2 separate regions of the Homo sapiens genome follow, and region 2 is linked to region 1. The links are chromatin loops, found by intact Hi-C in ENCODE. Cell type or tissue: heart left ventricle. All regions are shown on one strand. Links, peaks and the distances in the headings refer to the core of each region. The heading gives the core; the rest is flanking DNA.

The links. A loop is a pair of places that touch in the nucleus more often than their neighbours do. Peaks named below come from ENCODE experiments on the same cell type or tissue, not always from the same donor. Only the 100,000 strongest peaks of a DNase experiment are listed, where the experiment ranks them.
Region 2: a loop joins it to region 1, with 2.1 times the contacts of the local background. A loop is called at or near these places in 25 of 110 quality-filtered maps.

The regions. Positions count from the first base shown.
Region 1 is chr12:128,381,845-128,394,144 of GRCh38, reverse strand. All of the region lies in intron 1 of TMEM132C (transmembrane protein 132C), which reads right to left. Among named protein-coding and RNA genes, the nearest start is that of MIR3612, 94 kb to the right of the region's middle. RefSeq lists enhancers at 9,321-10,291, 10,292-11,263, 12,111-12,300. In heart left ventricle, for the core only: a CTCF peak has its summit at 6,155 (motif pointing right); a DNase peak (open chromatin) is centred at 6,194; H3K27ac peaks cover 469 bases; H3K27me3 peaks cover 4,762 bases.
Region 2 is chr12:128,271,088-128,281,153 of GRCh38, reverse strand. The region is part of intron 1 of TMEM132C (transmembrane protein 132C); the gene reads right to left. Among named protein-coding and RNA genes, the nearest start is that of TMEM132C, 9.0 kb to the right of the region's middle. In heart left ventricle, for the core only: no CTCF peak of the experiment used is centred there; no DNase peak of the experiment used is centred there; H3K27me3 peaks cover 928 bases.

The DNA.
Region 1 (12,300 bases), core at 2,196-10,195:
CAAGCTCTCTTCTTTTGTCTGCCGCCATGTAAGACACGCCTTTCACCTTCCCCCACGATTGTGAGGCCTCCCCAGCCTCATGGAACTGTGAGTGCCTTAAACTGCTTTCTTTTGTAAATTACCCAGTCTTGGGTGTGCCTTTATCAGCAGTGTGAAAACGGACTAATACACCGTCTTTAAAGAAGTGTGTATCTCAGCCTCGCATGCACTTAAAGATGGCTGTGTGCCAATATCCAGGCCGGGAGCTACAAAAGGGAGTTGTTGGGTGGAGCTTCAAGGATAGCACCTTAAAAGGAGCACGGCTGAGTCATCATCAGGTACCTTTGCCCATTCGCCCTTTCTTTTTTGCCTGATTGCAATGCTGATCTGATGCTGGAGATGGAGCAGCCTTTTTGTGACCATGAGGCAAGAAGCTCATGCTGAGGATAACTGAATGGAATAACAGCAGGAACTGGGTCCCCCTTGGCACCTCGAAGCATCATGCCAGCCTAGGCTGCCAAACACAAAACTCCTTTCCTTCAGCCCAGCATCTAGCAACCCCTTCCTGTCACAGAAGAAAGCTAAGAGATGTTGGACGCACATATATTTATGTTAATATATGCCAAACACTGAAATTGGAATATAACCTCCTGCCAAACACGGTGCTATCAAAGACAAAATTGATTCTGCAGCAAAATAAACAAGGGCTGTTAATTCATGAGCTTGTGGTGGTGAAGCCTGTTGTCTGTCATTTCCTTTCAGCAAGGATTCAAGAGTTCTAGGAAGGAGAGTCTATTTTATAGAGTAAAAGAGGAAATCCTGAGACGTGTCTGACTGGCAAGGGTCCCATGAAGTTGGGAATTCTGAAAGTGGGGAGAGACTTTCCAATTGGTCTTCATGTACATTTGACGGCCCTGGATTAGCTGCAAGTGAGCAAGGGGGGCAATTTCAGGATATTTCAAAAGAGGAAGATTGTTCAGTGTTATAGGTTGACTGTGGATCGTCATTTCCTAGAACAAGTAGGGGTCAATAAAGCACTATTTTAAAGCAATGATGCTTAGGACAAGTTGCATGCCATGATAGGCATCTCTCAGGACTTTTTGTTCTGCAAGAAAAATATCCCAACTTTGTTTGAACCACCCATTTTTAGGTTTCTGTAACTAGCAGATTCGCACTGTTTGTGCACCTTGATACATCTATGCCTCAGGTTAGAGACCATCATGCAGCTTTTAGCTAGAGAAACGTATCAATCAAGCTTCTCCAACCCACGGCCTGCAGGCCGCAGGTGGCCCAGGATGGCTTTGAATGCAGCCCAAGACAAATTTGTAAACATTTTAAAAACATTAAGACATGTTTTTGTGATTTTTTTTTTTTTTTTTAGCTCATCAGCTATCATTAGTGTTAGTGTATTTTATGTGTGGCCCAAGACAATTCTTCTTCTTCCAGTGTGGCCCAGGGAAGCCAAAAGATTGGATACCCCTGAAATAATATCCTTTTGTATAAGAAAGTTTGAATATCACCTGTTTGCCTGTCTTTGCTACCCCACCTCCTCCAGGAAGTCTTCTTTGATACCCTTGGCCAACACTGGCCCTTCCTTCTCCCTGTGTCTCCTCCCCATCCTTCACCTGGACTACACACTTTGCTCCTTCATGACGTTCTGGGGTCAGGCTCTCTCACACTCAAATCTTATTTGAGAAACTGGAATAGAAGCTCTTTCAAACCACACTGTGCTCCTCCATGACGTTCTGGGGTCAGGCTCTCTCACACTCAAATGTTATTTGAGAAACTGGAATATAAGCTCTTTCAAACCAGGCAGGCAGTTGAGAAGGAGGAATATGCTTTTGCATCAGGCACGATGAAGGTGCAGTTCCTCACTTGTAAACTCGGCTGCCTGGGCAAGTGGCTCCACCGGTTCAAGCCTTTCTTGATGAATGAAGTGGCAGTGACAACCCACCTCCCCCCAGGAGCTGCTGCAGAGGCTTATTGAAATCCCCACCAGGGTATCTCAAAGCACGGAGCTCCCTGTCTCCATAGAGAAAAGGGTCTGTGTTGCATCCACACATCTCTGAGAGAGAGAGAGAGAGAGAGAGAGAGAGAGAGAAAGAGAGAGAGACAGAGACAGAGAGAGCAGAGGGTGGGGGAGACTGCAAATTTTAATTAGAGGTTCAGGTCATAGATATCAGTGGATAGTAGGTATTTTATGACAAGAGGCAAAATTGAGGATGCTATGTAAGTATTTATGTAACCATTTAAAATGAAACCATTAAAAAATATAAAGACTATTCTTAGTTCGAAGGCCATATAAAAGCAGACGGCAGGGGTTTGGCCCAAGGGTTCTAGTTTGCCAGACCCCTGGTCTAAAGTCTGTGTGGGGACAAAATGCACAGGCTCTGAAGGTTTGTGAATCCTGTTTCTGCCACTTGGCATCTGTGTGACCTAAAGCAAGGAGGTTCATTCTTCGTGCCTTAGTTTTCCTATCTGTGGAATGGGGACAATGATACTAACAATACCTACCTCCTAAGGCTGGTTCATGATGGATAGTTCATAAGGATGAACTATGTCAATGCATATAAAACAATTAAAACAGAATCCAATATGCAGAAAGTGTTCGTTAAATGCTAACTAGGATGGTTCCCTCACCGTGTCTAGCACACAGACCAGGGCTACTTAATCTTTTGCTGGGCTCTGGGGTCCTCGGGGAAAGCTGATGGATATTGAAGGTACCTTTCCTGAGGGGAATACATGTGCCCACTTAACATACACGTGCAAAGGAGGGAGTCAGGGACGCCTCTTCCATCCCACCACAGTGAGCCTCTCACATGAGGTCTGCCCTCAACTCCTGCAAAGGATGCTGAGTAAGTTGTCGGAAAAATGATGAGAAAGGGTCTCCTGGCCTTCAGGCCACTCCTCCAAGGCCATCCTGCTGGCCAGCCGCCAGAGTGGAGTTAGGATTTAAGTGTTAGCACCAATCCTACCGTAGTGGTTCTCAAACTGTGGCATACTGTATGGCCACCACTTGGAGGGAGGGTGACTGCAGGAGTCCCTCCATTAGAGTGGCTTGAGAATTTGCATTTCCAAAGAACTTCTCAGGGCAGTTCTGATGTTGCTGGCCCAGGAACCCCACTTTGAGAACCGCAGCGTTAAGGCATCAGCCTCCACTCACTGGAAGCTGATAAAATGCACCAAGAGGACAGCACACAACTCTTCAAATTACAGCTTCAACATAAAAGCCTGGGAAGCTAGAAGATGATCTGATTCTAAAAGCAACCCTGTATCTGCCTGTGTCTAAAAGCAACCATGTATCTTCTCTCCATGGCCACCACTCAGTCCAGGCCACCTGTGCAGATCACCTGGACAGCGCCACAGCCTTTTCTTGGGCTCCCGGCTTCGCTCTTCCCAGGCTGTGACCCATTTCCCCATTCAGCACAGAGGGATCTTTATACATCAGAAATCAGATTCTGTCCCTGTCTGAACTAAAACCCTGTAGACAGAATAATGTCCCCTCTCCTAGAGAGGGCCTCATCCTAATCCGTGGAGCTTGTGCATACGTAAGTTTGCAGGGAGAGGGAGGCGGAGGTGCGGCTACAGGTGGAGGCAGGTGGCCAGTCGGCTGATAGTAAGCCAGGAGGATCATCCAGAGTGACTGGGTGCTCCCCATGTAACCTGGGGTTCTTAGAGGTGGAGGAGGGAGGTGGCAGAGGAGGCTGCAGGGATGCAAAGTGAGCAGGACCCACCCACAGCTGCCAGCTCTGCAGAATAGGGAAGGGGCCAGGAGCCAAGGTACATGGGCACCTCTAGAAGCTGGAAAAAGCAGGGAAACGCATTTGCCTCCGGAGCTGCCAGGAGGAACATAGCCCTGCCAGCACCTTGCTTTCTGCCCGCTGAGGCCCATGGTGGGCTTCTGGCCTCCAGAACTATAAGGTAATCAATTCTTAATATTTTTAAGCCAAGAAAGTTGTGGCGCTCCATTACAGTAGCCCAGAAAACGAATAACCTGCCGGGTGTGGTGGCTCACACCTGTAATCCCAGCGCTTTGGGAGGCTGGAGTGGGAGGATCACTTGAGCCCATGCATTTGAGATCAGCCTGGGCAAAAGAGCAAGACCCCATCTCCGTGAAAAAATTAGCTTGGCATGGTGGGGCATGCCAGTAGCCCAGATACTCAGGAGACTGGGGTGGGAAGATTGCTTGAGCCCAGGAATTCAATGCTTTAGTGAGCTATGATTGCGCCACTGCACGTCAGCATGGGTGACAGAACAAGACCTTGCCACACACAAAACACAATGAAACAATACAAAACAGAAAAGAAAACTTAACCCTTCAGCAGCTTCTCTTTGAATAAAATCTAAGCTTCTTAATGCGGTGAGGGCTGGGCCTTAATTGGCCTGTGTCTACCTGGATTCATCCAATGCCCCCTACTCAGTGTGCCCCTGCCTTTGGCCACATAGACCAGCATGGAATGTTTATGCCAACTCAGAGGCACAGGGCTGGCCATGTCCTCTTCTTGGATGCTCTTCCCCAAATCCTCATGGAGGCTTTTCATGATGCAAGTGCTCCCTCCATGATCAACACATTGGCTGAGCACCTACTATGTGCCAGGCTCTGTTCTGGGTGGCTGTGAATAAAGCAGAGTTCCTGCTAGCATGGTACCTATGTTCTGGTGGGAGAAAACAGAATGCAGGCATGCGGTGTTGGGTGGTGTTGAGCTCTCTGGAGAAAGATGATGTGCTCTGACAGAAGCCTACTTCCTGACCGTCCCAGCGGAAGCAGCTCTCACCCCATCCCTATCTGTCCCCGTCTGTCCCCATCCACCTCCACTGCACTGTCTTCATGGCTCCTCCTGCTATCTCCAAAATGATCTTTGTTTTTTGCTGTTTTCTTTGCTTAGTGTCTCTCTTTTCCTACTAGACTGGGCAGCCCAGGAAAGAGGGACTTTATCTTGTTTGTCCCCAGTGCCCAGATCAGTATCTGGAATTTGGGCGTGCTTACTAAGTATGGAATGAATGAATGAATGAATGAAGTAGGAACAAAGTAAAGGAGTTAGCACCGCTTGGAGCTCAGGCTGCCAACCCCCTGGGTACCCCGGACTCATTTCTGCATCTCGCCAGGGTCTCTGGTCTTTGTCTCTCCCAGGGGGACTCTTGCAGGGTGTGAAGGTAGCCACAGAGTCTGGCAAAATACAAACTGTCACGGTCTTCTGTTGCCCGCACAGACTTCTTTTGGAGCAGCCTCCTGTGAATTCAGTATCTGGTATGTGTTTAGCCAGCTGCCACTGTTTTCCTCAAGCTACGTGTGAAACCAACACTCTGTTAAGAAGTGGAAACAAGATCCTCCCCGTTATTGCATCAAAACTAGGGCAACCGAAATAAACAACACAAAATCAGCGCCCGGAAGTGGAGGGAAGGAGTGAAGCCAGCCGGCGTCAGCTGCACAGAGCACACGGCCCAAGCCTCCTTGGAGGATGATTGTACCTCTTTGGGGTGGCCCCCACAGCAAGGTGATGGCAGGGCCTGCGGGGCCCTCTCTCACCCGGAACACATGCTCCCAGCCCAGTGCTGGTCCAAGCTGGTCAGAGGCTGCGGAGCTCAGACTCAGCGACACCTTCTCCAGGGAAGCAGTCTCAAACTCTAGGCCCAGGGGGCCTCACTGGCCCTCAGACAGTTTATTGCACACACAGCAGTTAAAAGAATGACAGAGAGGCAGGGAGAGAGGGAAGAGAGAAGAGACAAGGGGAAGAAGAGAGGGAGGGAAGATGCCACTTCTTTAAAATTAGAGACAGCACATAAAAACTGAGATTCTTAGTTTCTTTAGAAAAGTTAAGATTTGGGGCAACAGCAGGCTGGATTCGCTGCCTGGCAGCCATCGGCTGGAGTCAGGGAGGGGCCGTCCCTTGGGTCTTCGGATCACCAGAGGCCCCACCTGGCCGCCCTGGCATTCCAGCCCTGCCTGGCCCTGTATTCTCTGGGTTGGCCACGCCAGCCCAAGAAAAGCCTCTTCCTCTCTCCACACTGACACCACGGATCCCAGAAGAGGAAGCCACTGGCCCAGACGCTTTTCCTGGGCTCGGGCTCTTGGAAGTGGAGGGATCCCCTGGGTGAAATAGAAGCCCTGGCCTCTTGGGACTAAGTCAGACCCATACAGGAACCTGCCGGCCAAGGAGCCAGTGGACATTTCTAAGCTCTGCCACCAGAGGGCGGGGAAGGGCACAGGTGACGGCCGGGCACGGCTGCCCAGGAGCAAGCTGGGTCTGGGGTTCCTGGAGCCAGGCAGGGCGACTCCCGCCTGCACGGGCAGCTGGCCTGCACAAACACCCACGTCTCCACACACAAAAATTGCCTCCGTGATTTTTGTCTTTCTTTTTAGACAGATTCTCACTCTGTTGCCCAGGCTGGAGTGCAATGGTGTGATCTCTGCACTGCAACCTCTGCCTCCTGGGTTCAAGTGATTCTCCTGCCTCGGCCTCCACAGTAGCTGAGATTACAGGCCCCCACCACCATGCCCAGCTAATTTTTGTATTTTTAGCAGAGACGGGGTTTCATCGTGTCAGCCAGGCTGGTCTTGAACTCCTGACCTCGTGATCCACCCGCCTCGGCCTCCCAAAGTGCTAGGATTACAGGTGTGAGCCACCGTGCCCAGCTGATTTTTGTTTTTCATCATAATGAATTGAGAACAATTTGGTTCCTTAGAATTGCCGGAGGAGTCTACAATGGAACTCAGTTACTCAAAGCCTTGCAGGGCAAAGCACTGGGTGTGCGGTTCCCTCCCAGGCACAGGTTTCCCAAGCCTGGTGCTCCAGGTGGACAGCCAACCAGAGGCATCCACACCTCCTGGTGCAGAAGCCCCAGATCTGGGGCAACCTCCACGCCAGCATCCCTGCTAGAGGTAAGGCTCAGCTCAGGACAGCATGCACACATGCTTACTTGTCCTGCGGGTTCCCGAATTGGGGCTTTGCTGAGAGCTTTGCACAGCACAACCCACTGCATTCCCATTCCCAGTTTTTAGTTTCTTTTTTTTTTTTTTTTTTTTTGAGGCAGAGTCTTGCTCTGTTACCCAGGCTGCAGTACAGTGGTACATTCACGGCTCACTGCAGCCTCGAACTCCTAGGCTCAAGCAATCCTTCTGCTTTAGCTTCCCAAGTAGCAGGGACCACAGATGTGCATCAACCATGTCTGGTTAATTTTTTAATGTATTTTTATTTTTTGTAGAGATGTGGGTCTCACTACGTTGCCCGGGTTGGTCTCAAACTCCTGGCTTCAAGGGATTCTCCCGCCTCAGCCTCCCAAGGTACTGGGATCACAGGTGTGAGCCACCACACTGTTCCCATTTCCAGTTTTATCAATCACATCTTCATTCACTCAACAAATACTGAGCATCTACTACGCATCAGGACCTGATCTAGCAGAGCGAATGTAAAGCAAATGTGTCCCCTTTCTCTGCCTCAATGTCCTCATCTAAAAGATGGGGGATAAGAATGAAACCTACTTCACAGTGTTATCAAGAAGATGGGAGGACTTAACGCCTGTCACACGTGTAGAACAATCCCAGCCCAGAGTGGGTACTGCCACGAGATCCCTGCTGTGGCATTTCTATTTTTATTTCTCTTATTTCCTCACTTATCTCCTTATCCAGCCTTCTTGCCCCTGAGTTAATTCTCCACAACCATGAGACCAGGCAGGGTCTGGGTTTGTGGAAGGAGGGATGAGGATTTGGGGAAGCCCAACGGAAAGGGAAAATGTGGAGGGAAGTTTCTGCAGGGACAGCCACCTCTGTGCCTGTGCCCCTGGAGGGGGAAAATCAGGGTGTCTCCCCTGTGGTTCAAAGGCAAGCGTTGGCCCTTCCATCAGTCTAGAAAATAGAGGGTTAAATGTTGGCGAAAGAGAGAAACGGTGCCACTTTCAGAGGCCCACCTGTCAGGTCTGCTGGATGGGTCATAAATGAACATTCTGAGAGGGGTACGTGGGCAGGAGCAAATGAATAAAAGGCCACCTCTGATGAAAACACATCTGGCTAAGGAGTGGCTTTCAGAGTTCTGATGGGGAGGCACTTTCTGCCCATAAAATTCCGAATAACACACAGCCTCATTATGCGTGTCTTCTAGGTCTAAGTGTGAGGGGGTCCTACCAGCAACCCCTTTGAGCCAGCGAGAACCAAATACTTCGTGAGGGGCTGTTCCAGGGGCCATAGCCCAGCTCTCTGTGGGAGCACTGTGATCAAGAGGTAGCCTTCACCCCAAGTTCAGAGTAGGCAGCCGGCTTGGGAGATACAAGCCCTGTCCACCAGCAACTCATGGAGCAGACAGCACCCACGTCACTGGTGTATGACTCTCACTTGCGGCTGCGGCAAATCAGAGCCGCAGATCAAATGTCCTTCCCTAGTTATTTTTGATGGGTTGTGTTTTATGCAACAGAGGTTCAGTTAAGGACTTATACCCAAATTGAATTTCTGACATTTCCTCTTTAACTTTTTAACTTCAGAGATGGTTTCTCATTTCCTTACTCCCTGTTCTCCTCCAATGACTTAAAGGATGCTAAAATGGATCTTTAACGTATCCTGTATAAAGCAGAGTCATGATTTTATACATACTGCAGACAAAGCCCACGGGCTCAGGTCTCTTATAGCGGCCCTCACATCAGTTGAAAACGGAAACATTTTAGGGGCAAAAGGAAATGTGATCATCATGTGCCATGTATCAGGCTCTGTGCGAGGACTTGACGTTTATGTCTCGAATCTTTGCAATGATCCTATCAGGCTCTGTGCGAGGACTCGGCGTTTATGTCTCGAATCTTTGCAATGATCCTATCAGGCTCTGTGCGAGGACTCGGCGTTTATGTCTTAAATCTTTACAATGATCCTATCAGGCTCTGTGCGAGGACTCGGCGATTATGTCTCAAATATTTGCAATGATCCTATCAGGCTCTGTGCGAGGACTCGGCGATTATGTCTCAAATATTTGCAATGATCCTATGCAGCAGGTCTCCTTGCCTCCATTCCACAGATGGGAAGAGGGAGGCTGAGACCATAACCAAGTCTCCAGTCACACAGGATTTCAACACAGACCCATGTAAATTCCAAAGCCGAGCTCTTCTCATCACGCTGTTGCCATCCGAATCTGCAAAGGGGTATGACATCCCATAAAGTTCTCGAATATTTTGAGACAAAGGGACGAACACCAAGACAGGAGGCTGGACTTTGACAGACGTGAATGTGAAGATCACAGGTGGCCGTGAAGGCTTTAGGAGCCCGGAGAGGACCACGTCCTGCGTGGCAGAGGCCTTTGCAGGGACTCTATTTACATGGCATTTGGCATGAGGCTCATTATGTCTCAGTGTGCGCATCTTTGAAGGGAGGGTTGGTGGATACTTACTTGAAAGTAGAAGGTAAAGTCCCCTCACTAAGCCAGCCTTTAGTGCCCCACTGTGGGAGGTGGATTTGGAGCGGACAGAATATTCACTCACTGCATGAGGCCTGATGAAGTGGAACAAAAAGTTTCTAGAAATACATGTAAAAATCAGAACTGAACAAGACTGATCCAACCCTCTGACTTCCAGAAGCTTTAGTGGAGCCTAGGAATGGAGTCCCCAACACAGTGGCCTCACCAAAGGCCATAAAAGAGCCATCCGACCCACCATCACGGGCTTGCTTTGCTTTGAATCCTGGAAACTTTGCTGCCAGACCTTGAACATGAAAACAAAGATCCCTCCCCTAAATGGGGTTCTTAAAACCTCTTGACCCTTCTTCATCTGATAGAAACCAAATGGTACAACCCTGCCTGCCGTTGTCATCGAGGCTGGGGATGGCACAACTGCTGGAGGAGCCACCCCTCCAGAGCCCCTGCCCTGGGAGCTCCTACAACCCACGGTTTCTTCTGCAGGGAGGGTGCGCCCCCAGATCTTTTCCCATCCTGTGGCCCATGCTCACCACCTCCCAAACCAGTGACTTATTTGATCCACTTTACTCTCTAAATTGTCTCCTTTGTCTGTCAAGAAGGAGAAGGTCAGACTTCAGCTCCTCTAATGATTGACGACGGGTTGCCCACCTGACTCTTCCCTTGTCCCCTTTTCTGGAACCTGACCACCTCTTTTTGTTTTGTAGGATTTGTTTGTTTGTTTGTTTGGGTTTCTTTGGTGGTAGTGGAGCTGTTTGTTTTTGTTTTGTTTTTAAACTCTGCAGCTTAGCTAAAACGCACCCTTTGGCATTAGCCATAGGGCCACAGTAGGCCAGCTAAACAGATGCAGTTCTCTTAACAGTTTAAAAAGCGTCGTTATGTAGATAATCCATAACTATCCTGATATGGAAGGACTGCTCAGTAAGAGAGTGGCTACACTACGAGGATTCCTGGAAGCAGAGCAGAACTTTGCAAGCCGTTAAGTAAGCAAAATGGCTTAGCCTTTTCCCTCCCTGGGCTTCTGATTCCTTACTGCATTAATGGTGTCTTTATGGGAAAGTACTCGCCTGGAAAAACTCATTCAAGCAAGCTCCAGAAACACCGATGGTCCCCTGCCCTACAAAGACAAGGACTGGGGAAGGGGAAATAGAAACCCCCTGGGGGCGGAGAGAGAAATTCCGTTTGAACTTAGGAATGATAAGATGATTAGGACAACAGGGGGGCTTTGTGTCATTAATCTGACCTGCTTTATCTTGCCCTGAATCCCGGGACACCCAGGGATTCCCAGTCGGATGCCAGAGCCTGAGCACCATGGGAAACGGCTCAAGCATCCGTCCCTGAGGACAGGTCGACTCAGCACGGCTGCGAGCTCCTTAGCACCCGGAGCGTGTTTCCACGTGAAGTTGATTTCACTGCTTGTGGAAGTGAATTGGCCAACGGGCGGTTGGCCATTGCGAAAGCTGAAAATGCATCCACCCCTTGCCCACTTCTAAGTTCCTGCCCTAGAGGAATACACAGACATGCACGTATATACACAGAGCACAAATACACAGACATGTGTATATGCTCATACACACATGTACACAGGGGTGCACATGCGCACACACTGACACACATGCACAGGTGCACACACATACAGGCACACACCTAAACAACTGCATACACACACATGTATACACATGTACACACAGATGCACATGCATACAGACTCATACACATACATACAGATGCTCACGTGCACACACACAGACATGCATACACACAGATACACAGACGCACTCACAGATACATACAGACACAGAGACAGACCTGTACACACACACATACATACACACACACCCACATACACAGATTCACACACACAAATATGCACACATACACAGATACATATATGGTACACACAGCACAAACACACACATACTCAGATACACATACATACTCAGATATACATACCACATAACACTCAGAAACATAGACCAAGAGGATCACTCTTTTATGTGTTTTAGCAGAAAATTAGAATATCTGTTCTTCTGTCAATAGGAGAAAGGTTAAAACATGTATTTATTTATGTAAAAGAATACCACGGAGAGTTGAAAGGAAGACTCTAGAAACAAGAATGGTGACATTCTTATTACTGAATCATTATTATTAAAGCTGGAGGTTGGGTGCATAGGAATAGGATCCTCTCTTTTTATAGATGTTTGAAAATTTCCCATCATAAAAAAACAATAAAAAGAACGACCTAGAGCTGTGCTACCATCCAACACTGAGCCATTAGCCACATGTGGTTATTGATATTAAAATTAACTAAAATTAAAAATTCAGTTCTTTGGTCACACTCGCCATGGTTCAAGTGCTCAGGGGACATTCCCATTATTGCAGAAGTTCTATCAGTCAGCGCTATCTCGATCTTTGATGTCTGGGATCTTAAAAATACCTTGTGTTTTTATCACAAAGGAAATAATATTCCTACAGTGGCAGTCTGTGCAGTACGTCAGTATGATAGCATTTATATAACTTTTTAAAACTCAGGGAAAAAAATGCATTTTTCTGTGAGCACAAAGCTGTATGTACACAATACGTGAAGGGTCCGGGAGCTCGTGCCAAGCTCAGAACAATGGCTTCTTTCGCCTAAGGAGAGGCTGAAATATTACAGAGCGGCAGTGGGTGGCTGAGCCATGGGGAATCAGCTTCGCCATTAAAGTATGAATGTATTATTTGTGTACCTAAAAAAAAAAAAAAGCGAATAACAAAACCAAAAATGGACATCCCTGGGGGAGGAGTGTTGCGAAGGGTCTTCAACGGGACAAAGAGAAGGAGGTGAGAGGGCAGAGTGTATCCGAGACGGTTTCCCCTTTGCGGGGTTGTCTTCCTCTTAAAAGCAAACTCCCCTTTTCCTCTTAAGAGGTTGCTAGACTGCCCACCGCTTTTCATTGCT
Region 2 (10,066 bases), core at 2,067-10,066, 110 kb after region 1:
AACTCAACTAGGAAAACACATCTTCATGCTGTCTCCTGTTCATAGATACTAATCCAAGTAGACTTCTGAGGAGGAAAGAGATACTACTTGCTTGCATGACTCTTCTATGTTCCTGTGACCTGTGTTGATCACAGTCTCAAAGCTGGAGATGTAGGAATATGTATCGTTCTTTTTCTGGTCTCAAATGTGGGTAACAACACCCACATTTTTCTCTGCATCCCACTTCTAGCCCATATGAACTCCTCCCACAGCTCCCTGGCCTGGATAATTAGAGCACATTGTTTTCTATTGACTGGGTTGAATGGTTCAGAAACTGGCATATGAAACAAACAGAGCCAATGAAACACAGTATGACTTTTGCTGGGATTATTGAGAGAGAGATATTTGACCCCTCAAGCATGTAAACTTGGAACTTCCAAGAGCCACAAATTAGAACCTAATAAGGAAGCCAACAGTATAACAGGCCGAGTAAATCACTTTTTAAACAAATTCTAATGTTATAATTGAATACCCAGATCAAGTCACATCTGATGCCTCATTATAATATCTTTCCATCCACTCAAAAGATACCTTATACTCATTAGTAGTCCGTCCCCATTATTCTAGTGATTACGCTATTAAGTTAACTGAATTTAAGCATGTTTTCCTTATATAAGGATATTAGGATGCTTTTCACTATTTATGATAGAATTCTGGTCTGTGTTTGAAGTTTAGTCCTTTAATGTAGTCAGTTTTGAGAATCTCTTGTCTACAAGGAAGGAGCCCCTCCTATATCTCACCTGAAAGTAAGAGGCAGATGGATACAAGGGAGGGTAGGACAACTCAGAAATAAAGTCGGCGACTTGAAAATGTTGCCCCTGGCCAGCATGTGAATTTGTGTATCACACTCCTCTTCTGAGCACTCTCACCTCAAATTGACGGGGGCACTTCCCTGGAGCGACTGACGGAGAGAAGAGATGAAGACAGGCTCCATTCTCAGCTAGAGACCTTTAATAAAATGGTGGCCTTCAGAGATTTCTGGCATATAAAACTTACCTCCCCATTTTCATGTATGTAGCAGGCAGCATGAATCTTGGGCTATCAAGATTCAAGAGACTGGCTCAGAATGAAGGACAGATAATATGAGAAGCCGAAGACAGACTGAAGTCATTTATTCACTTGTCCGTTCATTCATTTATCAAGCATTCGGGGCCTCACCAGAGTACCAGAGGTACTAGAGCCATCAGCAAAATAGATAAATACAACCATGAAACAATAGGCTGAAATTTCTGTTCTCATGGAGCTTTAATTCTAGGGAATGGGAAGACAGTTAAATAAGTCAAAGTTATAGTTTATCAGGAGGTGATAAGTGCAAAGAGAAAGGACAAAATAGGGACAGGGCACAGAAAGGGCAGGAATGGAGAACAACAGACAATGTGCATAGGGAGACTTCCATGAGGAGGTGCCCTTGGCACACAGATCTGAGAAGCTGAAAGTGCGTCATGAGGGTATCTAGAAGTTACCCCACAGTAGGCATGTGCAAAGGCCCTGCGGTGGGAGCCTATCTGGGGTGGTGAGCCCAGCAAGCAGGCCCATGGGACTGGAGCAGAGTGTGGGGTTGAAAATGAGGTCAGAAGGATGCTACGGGGTCAGAGATTACAGAGCGCCTTGTAGATCACCGCACAGACTGTGGTATTACCTCTGAATGTGATGGGAGACACTAGAGAATTTGGGGCAGAGGACATGATCTGACCACTAGTCAAGAAGGGCTTAAACATGCAGCTGGTGTTTGCTGAGGATGGTGGACATTTAGATCTTCCCGTCGGGCTAATGAACAAAGTAAGGAAGCACTGTCTCTAGAGGATTAGCAGTGATTTAATAATAATAAAAAAAATGACAGCACCAATTCTGTCTCTGAAGTATATTCCTTTTATGTGGCCAGTTCTGGGAATCCATTATCTTCAAGGAATGGAGATAATGAGTGTGCTTGGAGAATAGACAGGTGAGATATGTGAGAGAGAAAACAAAATTCCCTTTGCCTGGGACTAGATCTTCCAGGACCCTCTATTACTCAGGGTTCTCCTGGGAAATAGAACCAATAGAGTGAGTATATAAGGAGAGAAACTTATTTTAAGGTATTGGCTCATGCAATTATGGAGTCTGGCAAGTCCAAAATCTGTAGGGTGGGCTGGCAGGCTGGAGACCCAAGGAAGACCTAATGTTGCAGTTCACGTCCAAATGCTGTCGACTGGCAGAATTCCTTCTTGTCTTCTAGGGGTGGTCAGCCTTTTGATCTCTGCAGGCCTTCAACTCATTGGATGAGGCTACCCACATTATGCAGAGTAACCTGTTTTATCAAAATCCACCAATTTGTTAATCTCACCCAAACACACACACACACACACACACACACACACACACACATACACGTATAGAATCAAGTCTGCACAAATATCTGGGAACCGTGGCCCACACAAGTTAAGACAAAAACTTAGTCATCATGGACACCCTGACCACCGGGGTTTAGTAAAAAGCTGATGTTTGTAGGCTTCTTGCCTCTGTGAATGGTAGAGGGGACCCCTTCCCACCCAGAACTAACAGGCAACCACACAGTCAAACCACTGCCAGCTGTCACCTCCATGGCATCGGTGCCGCAGGGAGACAGGCTGGGGTCAAGGGCCAGGACATGGCCAGGGAGACAACTGACCAGGAGAAGGCAGTGAGAGATCCCAGCTAGGAAACGTCATTTAGTTAATAGGATATGAACACGACAGATGAAAACACTGAGTTTGAAGGCAAATGAGAAAAGTCTGCTCTCTCAGTCAATTCATTGCTTACAATTAAACAGTGGAAAATAAAGAAAATGGTAACCCGGGGCTGTGTCGTGACCCAAAAGGTTTACAAAAATTGAAGATAAGAACCTATTGCCATTTAGGAGGCAGGAAAGAGGGAACAAAGCCGGAGCAGAACAAATGCCCCGAAACATAGACTTCCCCTGAGATTTTTGTTCTCCTAAATCAGGATGCCAGAGGGGCAAGCCTTTTAGGGTCACCGTATACAGCTGCGGCATGAGAAACTGGCAGGCTTTAGCAACTCAGCCCAGGGATCCCACAGTCCTGGGGGTGAGCACCTGAGGTTGAAAGTAAGGTCTCCTTATCTGCAAGAGGAGGTCAGTGATAGAAGATGCTACTATTGCAGTGCCCATCTCTTATTGGAGGGATGTTGGATGGCTGGATATCAATGAGAGAAGAATGAATGAAGGTCAAGACAAGCAGAAAAGAGGAAAAGCCACCCAGAGGTAGAGATGTGATGAGAGATAAAGAAGGCCACCTTCCTAATTTGAGATGTCCTGGACTTTGTTGTTTGTGCATAGGCAGGAGAAACGAGCTGACCTCCCATGTGGGCTGCCCCCACAATGTGGAGCACACCCGTGAGAAGTGGCCATCCAGTGGCTTTTGATTCCCTTCATTTTGCTCATTTGGTTGATGAATAGGGTTTTGCCTGCTGGGCAGTCATTCCCCATCTTCTGAAACAGCTCCACCTGTGTTTGGGCATCATCACACCTTCTATCTTAGTGGTGTGGGTGGAAGTGACCTCACCCCCAGGCTCCCAGAATTCCTGTGCCCAAGATCTGCATCATCAGAAAACCCCATTCCCTTAAGTCCGCAGTAAGTGGGCGAAAGGCTGTAGTGAGTGCCAAAAATCTGCCCCTGCAACTTTTTCTACAACCGTGTGAGAAGTCACTTTCTTTTAGTTGAGTATGCTGTGTGGACAGAATATAAGCCTGGAGGTGCTGTTGATAATGATGGCCTCTCCAAAATGAAGACAGCAAAGAGGACAGAGCAGCCAAGAGATTGGGAGAAACAGAAACTGTCCAATGACATCACTTGACCCCTGGATCCAGCTGTGCCTGAAGTCTATCTGGACTTTGCAGTTACTGAACAAATTATTTTTTTCCTTCTTTTGACTTTGGTATGGTTTGCTTAAGCTGGGAGTTTTGGCATTTGTAACTAGAGGAATCGTGAATAAGAAACTGAATAATTTGGTGCATATTCAAAAAACATTTCCATCAAACAGGGAAAACTGCTTCAGTGTGTCAAACCCAACCTCATTGTTTCCAGTGGAGACAAAAATCACATTTTCAGGAATACCTTGTTTAGGGCATAAGTAAGAGCTTTTTCTTTTTTGTTTGTTTGTTTTGTCTTAAAATCATCACTAAGCTGTAACTCAATGATAAGACCAGAAACTAGCCTAGAATTGTGTGTGTGTGTGTGTGTGTGCATGCACGCACATGCATGCACACATGTGTGTGTTGAGGCAGGAGGCAGTTTTCTTCAAGTTCCTTTATTTTGGGAATATAAGAATCCCTTGTTGCCTCAAAGACTTGCTAGTAGAATACCGCGTGCCAAAGTGGCCAGCATTTGATCCACATTTCTACAGCATCTGGGTCCGCAGAGACAGTGAGGAAACACAGCAAAAGTAAACATAATTATGGGGCCAGAGGGACCAATTGAGCAAGAAGGATGAAAAAAGTCAACTGCAGAGTTGGGAGAAAAAATTAACCTAAGAGAGAAATGGGGCCTGCTCTGGATGGTTTTCATGACTCTGAGAACTCAGAAGGAGAAGGGAAGCTTAAGATCGTGTCAAGAATATCCTAACACTAAGCCAGATGGAATTATGCCTAAGCTGTAGTTAAGCATGAAGTGGTCAAGGGATGTCTCAGAATATAAACCTTTGGCTCTCTGTTTAGGTCTACAATAAACAAACACCTCACACTTGACCAGTTTTCCTATTCCCCGATATTGTTGAATGCACAGTTCTGTTTTCTTTGCTTTGTGTTTTAAATTATTCTCAGTTATTTTTAAAAAATATCTATGTAAGGTTTCCATTGTATTGTACTGTGGATTCTTCTTCTCCATGGCTTTAATAATACAAATAATGATGGCCCTGATTTATTGAACTTTACTATATGCCAAGTCTTACCGCATGCAATAGTTTGCATGGCCTCAAAAGCGAATGTCCACTTAGAACCTGTGAATATGTCCTTGCTTAAGAAAAAAATCTCTTTTCAGATGTCATTAAGGATCTTGAAATGAGATCATCCTGGATTACAGTGGGTTATAAATCCAATGACCGGTATCCTTATAAGACAGACAGGTAAGGATCATTTAGAATGGGAGGCCATGTGAAGACGGAGGCAAAGATTGCTGTGATGCTGCCACAAGCCAAGAGCACCAGGAGCCAAGAGAAGCTGGAAAAGGCAAGGAAGGATCCTCCCCTGGGGGCTCAGCACAGTGCATGGCCCTGACAACATATGATTTTGGACTTTTGGCCCCAGAATTGTGAGAGGACCAATTTTTGTTACATTAAGCTTCCATGTTTGTTACAACTGCCCTTGGAAATTCATAAAGCGTGCTAAGTATCTCTAGTCCACTTTTGCATTAAATATTGTCAACCATCCTATAAAATAGATATTATCCCTTCTTAGCACAGTGGTCCCCAACCTTTTTGGCAAAAGGGACCAGTTTTGTGGAAGACAATTTTACATCGGACCAGGGGGTGGGGGGATTGTTTCAGCATCATTCAAGCACATTACATTTATTGTGCATTTTATCTCTATTATTATTACACTGTACTATATAATAAAATATTATATAACTCACCATAATGTAGATTCAGTGGGAGCCCTAAGCTTGTCTTCCTGCAACTAGACCATCCCATCTTGGGGGCTAGTGGTGGACAGTGACAGATCATCAGGCATTAGATTCTCATAAGGAGCATGCAACCTAGGCCCCTCGCATGCACAGTTCATGATAGGATTCTAGCTTCTATGAGAATCTAATGCTACCGCTGATCTTACAGGAGGCAGAGCTCAGGCAGTAATGTGAGGGATGGGGAGCAGCTATAAATTCAGAGGAAGCATTGCTCGCTTATCCATCACTCACCTCCTGCTCTGCAGCCTAGTTCCTAATAGGCCACGGACCAGTACCAAACCATGACCAGAGGGTTGGGGAACCCTGACTTATAAAACAAAACTGAGGCTCAGAAAAGCTGTCCTTTATTTTTTCACTACATACACTAGGTCTTAGGGCCAGTGGAATGAACATTGGTTGATTTTTCATCCAGCATCCATCACACCTTCTTTTAGTAACAGCTCTTCAGTTTTTCTCTGGGAGGAAAATCCTTTCCCCTTGGATACAAAATGATGGAACTATTAATGAGGCTGTCTTATACCTTTCTAGATAGAGATGGGCCTACACAATCTGTGTGCATCCCTGAGAGTTAGAATCACCTGAAGAGCTTTTAAACAGTAAAACTGATCAGCCCTGCCTCCACACCCACCCCTACTCCATCCCTACCAAAGAGCCTGATTCCATTGGTTTGGGATAAGGCCTGGGGATTGGTATTTTCAAAATTCCCCAGGTGAAAAGTTTAGCCAAGGTATAGGCTTCTTTCACCCTGGAATCTAAAACATGAGCACTGAGACAAAAATAAGTAAAATGGTTCCTGTTTTCCAACTGCGGTACCCTAAAGAAGCCAGACAATTATAGCTACAGGAACCCAGCACCTGGCAGCTTCCTGCTCATAGGAAACCTCGTCCTTTAGCTTTCTCTGGAGTCAAGAGCTTCCAATCTCTTATAACTTAGTAATAAGCAATTAAGGTATTAAGATGTTTCTGTTGCTAACAACCAAAGACTTCTGACCAATTCATCCAGGAACTGGTGGAACAGAAGCTCAAACTTAAGCTGTTGTTTCTATGATACTGAACCTTCCTAATTAGTCCATAAGTGATAACTCACCATGTTGCTGGCAAGATGAAGGGTATTGAGAGAAGAAAGAAAAAAATGTTATACATAGAAAAGACATGGTCTTCTATATTAAGTCTTTGGGTTACTTTAGGATTCCAGCCATATGCAAGTGTAAACTCAACATTCCTAACACATTATTAAGAACATCCTTAATCAGGAAGAAAAAATGCGTACACATTGTGGAAGACAAGAAATCAGTCTCTCTGGGAGAATAACTGGAATCCATTGTCTTGGAAATTTTGCTGATTTAGACTCCAGATGGGTTGTATTTCACATTTGCTTTCTCCTTGAATGCAGCAACTTCTAAGTTCCTAAAGGCATATAAAACAAGGGAGCTCAGTGCACAGGTAGGAGAATAACATCTTGAAGAGAAACTGGTTTTAAGAACATCAGAAGTACCCATTTAGAAACAAAAGCAACACCATTAATACAATTTTTATTCTTCTTTAATAGACATAAAGATAATTTTTAAATGACAATTCTCCCAGTCACACCTAGGGTACGTGAGTGCATGTACTTGAAAACATAGTAGAGGAAAACAGTGTAAGGAATATACTGTTGTAAATTTCTTATATAGCATACAAAGCACCGTAACATAATTTGAATGCAAGTAATGATTAATTAAAATTGTATTTTGTAAGCCATAGAGCAATGACTAAAATTTAAAAAGAAGTATAAATAATAAGCCAATAGTGGAGATAAAATGGAACCATAGAAAATACTCAATATAAAAGCTGGTAGGGAAAGAAGAATAAAGAGCAGATGGAACATAAATAAAACAATGAGCAAAATAGTAGATCTTAATACAAATAGATGAATAATTACATTAAATATAAGTGGTCTAAACATTACACTTAAAAGACAGAGATTATCAGATTGGATAAACAAGTGAAACCCAACTATATGCTGCCTATAAACAACCAACATTACATATAGAGACATAAGTTAAAAGTAAAAAGATGAAAAAGATATTACCATAAAAATACCAATCAAAAGAAAGCTGAGGTGGCTATATTAATATCAGATAAAATAGATTTTAGAACAAGAAATATTTCTAAGAATAAAGAAAGGCATTACATAAAGGTGGATTGATTGAACAACAACAAAAAAATCCTAAGTATGTACCTAAGACAGTGTTCAAAATACATGAAACGAAAGCTGTCAGAGCTAAAATAAAAAACAGACAAAACCATAACATAGTTGGAGACCTCAATACTCTTCTCTCAATAAGTGACAGAACAAACAGATCAGTAGGAATATAGAAGACCTGAACAACACTATACACATTTAGGGAATCATTGTGGCCTTGGGTAAGGCACAGCTTCCTTAGATGTGACACCAAAAAACCAATAACTAAAAGAAAATATTAATAAACTAAACATCATTAAAATGTAACACCTCTGCTCTTCCAAAGACACATACTCAGAGAAACTATCTTAAAACACTTATCTGACAAAGGACTTGCATTCAGAATATATAAAGCACTCTCAAAAATCGTAACAGGAAAATAATCAATAAAAAATGGGTACAATATTTGAAAAAGATATTTCACCAAAGACAATATAAGGACAGCAATTAAGCACAAGAAATATTATTCAACATTATTAGTCATGAGGGCAAAAATTAAAACCTCAAAGAAATGCCTATTATACACCTATCAGAATGACTAAACAAAATCAAAACAAAATGGATAATATCAAATGCTGCTGAAGATACAAACCAACTATTAGACATGGCTGATGGGGATGCAAACTGCTAAAACTATGTTTAAAAAGAGTTTGCAGTATTTTATGAAGTTATATATACAGTCTGCATACAACCTAGCAATCCCAATCCTAGCTAGTTACTCAGGAGAAATGAAAATATATGTTTGCATGAAGATTGTTGGTGAATATTTATAGCAACATTTTTCATAATTACCCAAAACTTGCATAATTTTAAGGTCTTTTCAGTATGAAATAAACTGTGGTGCGTTCATTCAATGGAATGCCATTCAGCATTGAAAAGGAACAAACTATTGATACATAGGTGACTATCAAATGCATCCTGCTAAGTAGAAGAAAGCAGATCCAAAAGCTGCATACTGCATGATCCTGTTTTTATGACATTTTGAAAAAGGTAAAACTCTAGAGACAAATAACTAATCAGTGGTTGCCAGGACTGGAGGTAGAGGAAGGAGGGGGCTACAAAGGCAAATAGAAATTTTGGAGAGTAATGGGCACGTTCTATACCGCAATCCTAGTGATGTTTACGTGACTGTGTGCATTTGTCGAAACTTAGAACTATACACTCAAAGAGGTGAATTTTATTGTGTGCAAATTACACTTTAATAAGCCTGGCTTTTAAACAAAGTAGATGGCTGTAAAAATGTTCTATCGATCAGATGTTCCATTTATTCCATTAATTCAGTAATACTTTCCTTCACTTCAATTAATATACCAAAGACACATTTTTATTAACCTTGCTTTTTATGACTATGGATGTATGAAATATCTAATACATCCAAAGGCTTTGTTTTAACCTCTGCTCATGGAGGTGTTAACTACTAATATAATTGAGAGTGCTGAGCTCTTCTCTGCATGACTGTAGCCACCCTGGTGATTAAGCTAACTGTGAACAGTGAGATGAACGAAGAAGAGGTTGAAGCAAAACTCAACTGCTTAAGGGAAGGGTCAGGCGAGTGAGCAGAGGAAGAGAGGACCTGAATAAACACATTCTCCAGAGGAGGACACCCCTGCTCAGCTTTGGCACAAGGTAGCCATAAAAGAAATTACACCCAAGATTGGCAGACTCTCGACACTTTTGAGAGAAGTTGGAAATCCTAATTTGCTTTTCATAATGAAGGAGAAAACTTATTTGATCATCTCAGTAGATGCAAAAGAGCATTTGATAAAATTCTATATGCAACTTCTAGCAAACTAGAAATAAAATCTTTTTTATAATGGACAGATAAAATGTATATACAGTTACAGAGTACAATATGATGATTTGATATATGTACACATTGTGGAAATCCTAATTTTTTTATGTGAATGATCCCATTTCTCTTCATTTCATTTTATTATTATTATTATTATTATTATTATTATTATTATTATATTATTATTATTTTGAGACCAAGTCTTACTCTGTCACCCAGGCTGGAGTGCAGTGGCATGATCTTGGCTCACTGCAACCTCCAACTCCCAGATTCAAGCAATTCTCATGCCTCAGTCTCCCGAGTAGCTGGGATTAGAGGCCCCCGCCACCACGCCCAGCTAATTTTTGTATTTTTAGTA